Linked DNA regions of Homo sapiens: region 2 is linked to region 1. A link is a loop called in an ENCODE intact Hi-C map of the cell type or tissue named here. Cell type or tissue: PC-3. All regions are shown on one strand.

What was found. Hi-C counts contacts between places; a loop is a spot of excess contacts. Peaks named below come from ENCODE experiments on the same cell type or tissue, not always from the same donor. Only the 100,000 strongest peaks of a DNase experiment are listed, where the experiment ranks them.
Region 2: it touches region 1 in a loop (11-fold over the local background); 86 of 110 quality-filtered maps call a loop at or near these places.

The regions. Positions count from the first base shown.
Region 1 is chr9:20,615,393-20,620,392 of GRCh38, forward strand. All of the region lies in intron 2 of MLLT3 (MLLT3 super elongation complex subunit), which reads right to left. Among named protein-coding and RNA genes, the nearest start is that of MLLT3, 4.6 kb to the right of the region's middle. In PC-3, no CTCF peak of the experiment used is centred here; a DNase peak (open chromatin) is centred at 3,099; H3K4me3 peaks cover 1,474 bases; H3K27ac peaks cover 2,423 bases.
Region 2 is chr9:20,355,956-20,360,955 of GRCh38, forward strand. It overlaps MLLT3 (MLLT3 super elongation complex subunit), which reads right to left. Exons shown (of 11, transcript NM_004529.4): 8 at 4,787-4,886. The region is part of intron 3 of LOC124902129 (a long non-coding RNA gene); the gene reads left to right. Among named protein-coding and RNA genes, the nearest start is that of MIR4473, 53 kb to the right of the region's middle. In PC-3, a CTCF peak has its summit at 533 (motif pointing right); DNase peaks (open chromatin) are centred at 536 and 2,446; H3K4me3 peaks cover 1,300 bases; H3K27ac peaks cover 353 bases.

The DNA.
Region 1 (5,000 bases):
AAAAGAATGGATAGTAATAGTAGCTATAAAATATGCCCAGAAAAACCCAAGTTTAAATTATCCTTTTCTGAAAACAATTTTGTTAGGTAATCATTCACCGGAATTTAATGAGGCAAATACCTTGGAAGATTTACCTTTTCTCTTTCCATTAAATAAGTTTTTATTAGCAACAATAATAACAATCAGCTTCCATGTATTGGGCAATTTATGTGTGCCAGATTGTAGGCTGAATACTTTCTACCAGCAGTTCTCGGAGTGTAGAGTTAGGATCTCAGGATCCCTATGATCTTTTCAGGTGATTGGTGACGTTAAATCTATATATATAATAAAATCTATTAAGTTATGTGCCTTTTTCCTTCCCATTCTCTCGTGAGTGTGTAGCAGAGTTTTCCAGAGGCTACAGGACATGTGATAACACAATAGACTGAAAAGAGAAGCTGGTAAGAGGACCTAGTTGTCTTCTATTAAAACAAAGAGATTTGAAAAAAAAAAAAAAAAAGAAAAGAAAAGTAAACAATGCCCCTCTTGTCACTGTTTTTAAGAAAATGTTCATTTTTCATTAAAATGTTACCTGTATGTTAACATATAATAGGTTACTACCTTTAGACAAATTAATTTCTTTAAAATGTCTCCATTTTAATTTCTAATACACTAAAATTAATAGATATAACTTACACAAAAAAACTCTATGCGTTCTTCAATTTGTAAGTGTAAAAGGATCTTAAGCCCAATAAGTATGAAAACAGTTGATTTACATTTCAACCTCAACTTATGAGGTAATAGTTCTATTTTATCATCATTTCCATAATGCAAATGAGAAAAGAGACACAGAAGTAACTTGTCCAAAACCATACAAGGAGTCTCTTAAACCAACATTTGAATACAAGTCTGTAATTCCTAACCCTAAATTCTCTCCATCTTTAAGCAACAATATCTACCCAAGATATTAAAGATCACTTTTAGATCTTTAACTTTTAGATAGCTACATGCTAATCCCTATTTTTAAAACAATATTCTATATTGGTTTTTTATTCTTTTTCAGTTTTAAAAAGTTATGTGTGCTCATTGAATGTTTTAAATATACGGAGTTAACTTTAAAAAAAAATCAAACACTACAAAAATAACCTCCCATCACCACCACAAGTAGCTACTAAACTACTAGTAAGAGTTTGATGCCCGCTAATGCAAATTTACTTATTTACAGACATACACTTGTATAGACATACGTATACTTATCTGCACAAGCACTTTTTTGAAAAAATGAGATCACAATGATTTAGCAACTTGCCTTATTTCACTTAATTATTCTTGAAGATCTTCCTGCATCTACAAATAGATATACCTCTTTTTATAGATTATCATCATTTAATTGTATCCAGTTGAGGGCCCCTATATGGCTTTCTTCCAAATTTTGACTATTACAAAAACAGTCACAAGAAACATGCTGTATCTTTGTGTACTTGTGAGAACATATTTGTCAGAAAATTCCTAGAAGTAAATTTGCTAGGCTAAACAGTATAAACATTAAAAATCTTAATAGACCTTGCCAATGTTCTCCAAAATACCCCTGCCCGATTTACATTCTCACCCACAGAATATGAGATTTCCACCAACAATTCAGCTTTTAAGTGCCTTGGAAAATTATACTTTATGTGCTTCAAAATGCACAGCAGTAAAACTGTTCTCACTGGTCATCTAAATTTCATACAGAACCCTACACAAATAACACTCGCTGAATCTATCAGAACAGTCACTCATCTTCATTTTGTTCCTTATATCTTTTAAATGACTCTGAAGAGAAAATATACCAGATGCACACAACGTCTTCAGCTAGTAAGCCCTCAAGTATTAGTTACCTTGATAAAAACTTACCCAAATTATTTCAGAAGACCATTTAACACAAATCAAAACTATGCAGTAAAGCTGGCCTCATACACTTAAAGGAAAATTGTTAGAGTGGATTTATTAAGCTTTATCTGCCCACTCAAAGGACTAAGGCTACAAATAAAAAGCTATCAAATCCTACCAGTGGCCAAATTAGCTTCCATAAAATAATAAGCAACAGATTTCATATCATAAATGTCAGTGAAACAAATTGCAATAGTAAGGATGGCTGTAACTGGAAAAAAAGTTCACTCAAATTCACATCATACTAAAAACAAAAACATTAATATTTTAAAAGAAATGTTTTGAATGTGACTATTCATTTCAGTCATATCAGACTAGTACAAATCTTTGGTACTAATAAATAAGATATTGTCTTTTTTTGCAGGTAAATAGTTTAAAAATGCATCATACTCTGACCTACCTGTTTTGTCATGGCTAATAGACATTCCAGGCTTCACCATTTCATCAAAATCTCTTTTCTAAGATTTTGTGCCATTAGTTTTAAATTGAAGGTCTCCCACCCATCTTTGTGACAGAGTAAAACCTCATTAATTCAAATCCAATTAGCTCAATTCTGAAATGGTATACATAATTCTCATTAAGCAACAAGTTAAAAATACTATAATTTTTTCTCCTACAAATTCTAATATTACTGTGAAGTAAAGGAAATCAACCTGAAAATCAATTCACTTTTCCAAACCAAAGATTTACAAAACTAAGGACTCTTTCATCTTTGTGGCTGAGCAGTTCATCCTCAGTCCTAAGGCTCATCTCTGTTTAGCAGCTACTGTATACAGTGAAAGTGATTTAGATTGTCACTATAGCCAACACAGCTTATTTATTATAGAATATGAGCATTTCTTTTAAAGATCTTATAACTCAGATTTCTCACAAATTCATATTTTCAGTTTCTCCAATTTCCAATTGGTAGAATTTTACTCTATCACTTATAGATCTACAATATAGCTAACATAACACTTTAAAAGGTACTGGAAGTAGACATACAAATTCTTGGCATTCTTATTCTATATTTATTCTTATCATTTTGAAAGACTTTATAAGCCAAAAAATAAGTCCCAGGATTAAGTGGCATGTTTGGTGTTGCTTGAACTTACAACTATTCCCAATGAACAGAGAAACCTTCTCTTGCAATCTGAATCATGTGTAATTACAGTATGACAAGGTCTCTCCTGGGTGATGTAAGCTGGCACTTTTCCCAGGACTTGTCACATCATGGGAAGCACGCATACAAATAAAAATCCAAAAATAAACATTTTAAAACAATGGCTTATAGACTGCATAGAGAACCTCCACAGTTGAGTATAAAAATTGAGGAATCCAACCAACAAGCAGACATCTCTCACCAGAGACCTCTGAGAAGTCATCACTGCTATCAAGCAGCTTACCACGCCTAGCAACAACTCCCAGGTGTGGCCTATGTGAGCAGCACCCTCATGTTCCCTCAGGGCAGACAGAAAATCATTAAGTATAGGAAATAAAAATAACATCAATGCACACATCCACTGAAGCAGAAAAACAATGGTAAAATAGAGGTTGATCATCTTTAATTTCATAATGCCAATTTGTTGATTGTCAAGGTGCCTAAACAAAGTTACCTTAAGAGCTACATCTTCTGCCAACTGAGTTAATTTTCCTAATAAATGTTGCTTTTTAAAAGCTTATTTCACCTTGAAGTGAACTGCAGCCAAGTAGTAGTAATAATGTGTACCAAGGATCTTAGAAAGTGGTTTCTTTTGTTTAAACTCCTCTGCTCTACAGACACATGGAAAGGGAGAGAGAGAATCCGAGAAGCAGCATATCAACCTCATCAGCGATAGAAATTTGACATCGCTCATCCTTACCACAGTTTGGAGGAAATATGAAATATAATAATCTCTGACTATATTTTAACATAAAATGCTAACAAATTTCAAATGTTATTTCCTATAGGCCATGCATATTTCTAGCCCTCTATAAGAAACTGGATTTATTTATTAACCATCCAACAAAGACCATCAAATTCAACCGTTCAAGTTTTCAGGAGGAGTTATAAACCAAACCACTAAAGGCAAAAAATACAATCCTACTTCCCATTACATGAGCTCTGGAAACAAAACTAAGCACCAATACAAACCTCTGCCACCTCTAAGGCACACGACGCTTCTCCTTTCTTTATTCAGCCCCCTGAATGTTCAATAATTTCCACACAGCTCTAAGCAGAATGGATTTATTATGATATTACTCTAAGAAACGACAGGAGTTCTAGATGCCAATAAAGATTACGGATCAAATGGAAGATAACTACTAACCATTGTGTCGACTTAGATAAATAAACCTGCTCACAAACAAAGCACCTTATTGTATTTGTACTGTTACCTTCACTAATCCAACTAAAACAACCAGACATTAGTTTTCCAGAGGTTGAAGGGAAAAGAAATCGGTATTTCTCAAACCCTCTTTAAATTTCTTTCAAAATGACACTCCGTTTCTTTTTTCCAAAACTGTCCTGCCCATTATGGAAAATGTTTGGGACCACAGAGGCCCAGTAGGATTATGCAAACTAGACTCCAAGGCTAAGAACCAAGGTGGGGAGGGACTAAAGCAAAAGGCTTCCTCCACATCGTTCCTCTTCAACTTAGCTTCGACCTTTGCAAGAACAGTCTCCCTGCAGATCACATCCGGCAGACACTTTGGAACGTTGCTCAGAATCAAAGGAGCAGTCAAGTGGCACGCGGGGGTGGGAGGGAGGAACGAGTAAGCCCCCCAAGTAAACATAAAATCCAGACTGGAGTGGGTGTGGCGGTGGCTAAGCCACAAAAAGAAAAGTCTATGGCAACTGGCACCTGGTGCCTCATACACAGACAGGAAAGCACAGAAGACCCTAAAGAGAACCGACTTGCCAAGACCGAACAATAACTACATCCAATACATTCTTTGCTAATAACACAGGTAAATCTTAATTTCTCTAGGAAAACACACACACACACACACACACACACACACACACACACACACGCGCAAAGTGTTTATTCCCTCCAGCCCGATTCCCCACATCTCCAAACTCAACAACTAATTGCACCTTCCCCACAGAACCCGCGGCTAACCCCAGAGGA
Region 2 (5,000 bases), 260 kb before region 1:
GTGGCAAGAGCACTGATTAGGCTCAGAAGCCCAAGTTCAAGTCCCAGCCTTATTATTTAATATTTTTGGACCGCAAAGGATGAAATGGGAGAGATGAACAAGATAAGACCCAGATTCCCATTCAGCTTTAACATTTTTTATTACTAATAAACATTTTACTGGATGAGGATAGGAACATGACATCCTGGAAAAGACCGAATACTCCTGAAGGGGCATATTTTTATTTTAATTGAGAATAATGCACGAGTAAAAAGTGTCCTTTTAACAGTCTTTCCTGACAATCATGCTTTTTTTCATCATTTTTAATATGAAGATAACCAAATGACTAATTTGACCAGGCTAACTTAAAATACAATACTTTTGGCAACACAAGGAAATTACGTATTAACAGAGGCAAGGCAATCGTTTTTAACATGCTCCACTGTAAAGGAAACCAAATACTCCACTACATTCAGAATTTCCTCCTCCATTGTTGTTGAAAGTGAGATCTCAAGGGAAAAATCAGCGCTGAGACCTAGGAGCAAGTAGGTCAGTAGATGGCACTCCTCGCCAACTCAGATACTGGGCTGGGCATGCAGAGACAATCCGCTGAGATTTCAGGCAAGAAAAAAAGAAAAAAAAAGTGCCTGCCTGCTTGACTTGTGCATTACAGAACTGAATTTTGTTCCCATCATATCCCGCTGCCTCCCACGATCCCCTCCTCCAACTCCTGTACTCTGGGTGTTGAAGTGACTTGAGGACGCTGTATTTGCAATAGAACTTTGCTAACTAGGTTTAGAGAGTTCTGCCACCTTTTCTTCAAAGCAGAAAATAGAACATTTGGACGCTGAAGTCCCACCCCACACATTCCGTAAGTGCTACAGCACAGAAGGCCAAAATACATTGAAATCCTAGTTTCTTTCTTCTGAAGTTGCAGTGGCAGGAACAAAAGCTCCGGGTGTCAGTGACCCGCCTCAAGTTACTGAGTGGCTGCCCAGAGAGGGCTCAGTTAATCTTCCTTCTTTGATCTCTCCCTGCTCCAAAATAAACAGCTTTGTCAAAACCTCATTCTGAGAGAGCTGAGCCCTGCTGAAGACAATTGTTTTATTTATGATCATTTCTTATCTTTAGGGAAACAACTCCAGAATAAAAAAGTACAACACCTTGTCTTCCACAGGCTTATTTTAAACCAGTTTAACTGGATAGACTCTTTTTAATTTCATTCAACATGCCTTGCAGGCTGATAGGTGATTTATGATATTCTGAATATTAACCCGGGTCCAATGGATCACTTCCTTCCTTCAAGTCCTTTCTCCCCTCCCTCCCTGCCAAGCTTCTGGCTAAAAAAGATGTGGTATTTTGTTTTTGTTTGAAATTCACATAAGGGAGGTTTGGAGTGAAAAAACCATCTCTGGTTGAAATGACGCAACACTCTTTATTATTACCTATTAAATTGTACTGAGAGAAGCAGAGCTACCTAGACTGCCTAGCTACTCCATTTATAGATACAGCAGTCTCTGAAAATAGAAGAATTGTGGTTTAGTAGCACTTTTGTCTTTAATCTGAGAAAATGTCTTGACAAACGTTCAAGATTATATTTTTCTGTATCACTTTATGAAGAATGACAACTCAGTTATTCACAGATGGATTCTCTACTGATAGATCTTTCATACTAATGACAGTAGCTCCCAACAGTACTCAGGTTAATTACTTGCTTGGTTGACGTGTGACTCTATGTTCACTTTTATTCAGTATGAAAATATTTGACTCCATTAGTACTTCCCCTCTTCTCTAGTCCCTGGAAGATTTGAGAAAAGGCAATGGACATTTCAGCTTTGCCTGGTGCTTTATCAAACTCAGAGATCATTATCAATTCATAGAGAGAGAACAGGCAAGGAGTATGGAAGGAGGAAACTCAAGAGTGTTCCCATTTCGGAGTTAGTCCTTCCAAGTATGTTCTCAACTCTTTATTAATCGTGAAAATTCAGATTCATACTCTTTCTCTATCCCTGTCTCTCTCCCCCTACTTTTCTCCCTCCCTCCTGCGCACACACACACACACACACACACACACACACACATTCAAATACGACTAAAAAGTCATTCCAGAGTGAAATTTAGTTGACTTTTAGATTTTTAAGAAATTTTTACTCTCTTATACCATCAACATAGAGAATTAAGATATACTAGTAATTTTTTTTAAGTCCCAGAAGCTTGACTTAAAGGGATAGCATCACACCTGACCCCAGTGCAAGTGATTTGAGGGGCTAGGAAACCAATACTAAACAAGGTTTAAGAAACCTTTACTTGTCCTCTCGGCTCCAAGACATAGCTCTAAGAAGGTAAGCCCTCCTGTGGTATATATATTTCCTAACCCAGACTAGCTAAAAGTGGAAGCATACGGACTTTCTTACCATGCTTACAAGTGCATGGAGAAAGTGACACATAATACAGTATTATTGGCAGACTGATGATTCACATGTGTGAAGCAACACTTGCCAAATAAACACGCCAAGGAACCAGGAGTATGCTACTTAATCAGATAAGGTAACTTTTACCCTCTCCAGATAGACGATACTATTCGTTTTTGGTTTTGTTTTGCTAGACAGGTAAAAAACAGTCTGACAAAGAGTCTAAACCTTTCCCTAAAGCCAAGGTCTGTTCAAGACTGCCCATTCAGGAAGGGCTTAAGTGAAGCCATAAGGTTTGAAGGGCATGAAAGGTGCTTGCTGGAGTTGCATTCCCTAGCAAGCCCACTTTTCACTATGATTGGGAGAGATACTGAAGGAGATGAGTGAGGGGCACAAAAGCAGAGCCTAATGCCCTACACTCCTGGCCCTGCCACTGCTGTGCCCATGACGTATTGTAGCTCTCATATACCACCCACTGGATACAGAAATCAAGCTGAAATATGCCTAGGTTGGATTTAAAAATATCATCGGCTGGGAGCGGTGGCTCATGCCTGTAATCCCAGCACTTTGTGAGGCGCATGATGAGGTCAAGAGATCGAGACCATCCTGGCCAACATGGTGAAACCCCGTCTCTACTAAAAATACAAAAATTAGCTGGGCGTGGTGGCATGCACCTGTAGTCCCAGCTACTCGCGGGGCTGAGGCAGGAGAATCGCTTGAACCCAGGAGGCGGAGGTTGCAGTGAGCCAAGATCGCGCCATTGCACTCCAGCCTGGGCAACAAGAGCAAAACTCCATCTCAAAAAAAAAAAAAAAAAAAAAAAAAAAAAATCTCACCAAGGTTCAAATTCTATTCTAATGCTAGTTCTCACTGAAGCACAAATTTACAAAAGGATCCCAAATTTTCTAGTTAACCAGTCCAGTGTTCTCAGCTGATTGGCCATGATGCATATGTCTTTCCTCTTTTTACTTTCCTCTGAAATGCCTGACTTGTGGTGGCAGGCATCCACACCAGAGGTAAAAGACGGCTGGGCCATGAGCACAGCTGGCCCTGAAGATGGGGAAGAGCCAGGATATGGAAAAAGAAGTAAATAACTTGCTGAATACCCCATCTATAAGAGATAATGAGGCTGGACTTTGATTTTAATGTAGGACACAAAGAAATTGCAGTTGAACTGTAACTGGTACAACAAAGAGTACTGGTATCATTCCTACTTAACAAGAACGGATTTGCATTATAGACAAACCTTATAAATGAGGAATTTTAAACTATAAGAGATCTTTGCTAGTGCTTTAAATAAAATGCAAAAAGAAAAAGTCTTCAGCTCTAAACTAACATTTTCCAAGTAACACAAAGACCACGGATTTAAGGGCAAGACTATTTAAAATTGAAGGACACCTGTGAAACAGTATTTTCAGAAAAACACAGTTGTTTAGTTTTCAAGTTAATATTCGTACAGTAACTTGAATTAAGCAGTTATTGTAGAGGTCATAGGAAATCTGTCGACACAAAAAGATAAGAAAAACTTATGGTAATGAGAGTATCAATTCAATGCTCAATGAGGCTTTTACATTATTCATGATACTGAAAATAGTTTATTTTAGTTGGTAAAGAAAATATCCCGATTTAATTTATTTAACAAATGCTCTTTATCATAGCCTTCAAAGTTCTGCCTAGATCTTATCCAAATAGTTATATTTTGAGTTGACTATCAAATTAATAAGCTTTCCTTTAGCTCAAGTTGTAACAATGATAATGACCATTATTTTCTCAGCATTTTATTAATTATTCCTTAAAATCCCAAGTAATAATCCTTCTATCTTGGACGAGAAAACTGAGGCCGAACACCTATAATAATAAACTACCATCAACTGAGTGCCAAGGAGGGGCTGTGCACTGCCTTTTGCTCTTTACATATATTATTTGTCATCTTCCCAATAACCTAAAAGATAGTGTTAATGTCATTTACAGATAAGGAAACTGAGAATCAAAAGCTAAAAGTTAATTTCCCACCAGTAAATTACCAGTGGTAAAGAACCAAGCTCTATACTAGGCCCAAAGGTCATATTCTTCCTAATTAAGGCACCTACTTACTGCTGAAGTGTAAAGTATATAGAAATCAGGAGTAAATGGTAAATGGGCAATACTTTTTGTCACCCTCTCTTATTGTACTAACTTAATTAACCCATCTGGTGGAACATATTCATCTTCTCATGACAGCAGAACCTCTTATACCCTAACTATGTGTTTATTCCACAGGCTGTGGCCTCCCTCCCATCTATTTGGCATCAAGAGGAAGTTTGTTTAAAATTCAGGGATGAAAGTTTTGCATGCTTTGTAAAAATGATTACACCTAGCTCTGCAGAGTCTTGCAAAGTGCAAACCCCACAATTTACCTGGTTGTTGTTGGTTTTTAGTAAGGGTGGTGGAGGTTCGTGATGTAGGGGTGAAGAAGCAGAACTGCTTTCACTATCGCTGCCATCACTTAAGCTAACTCTGAAAAGAAACAGACAAGTTATGCACATCATTACAAACAGATGATTCTTGAAATACCCATAGAAATAGGCGTGGAAAGCACAGAATCCAAACACTAACCCTTGACAAGTTCAT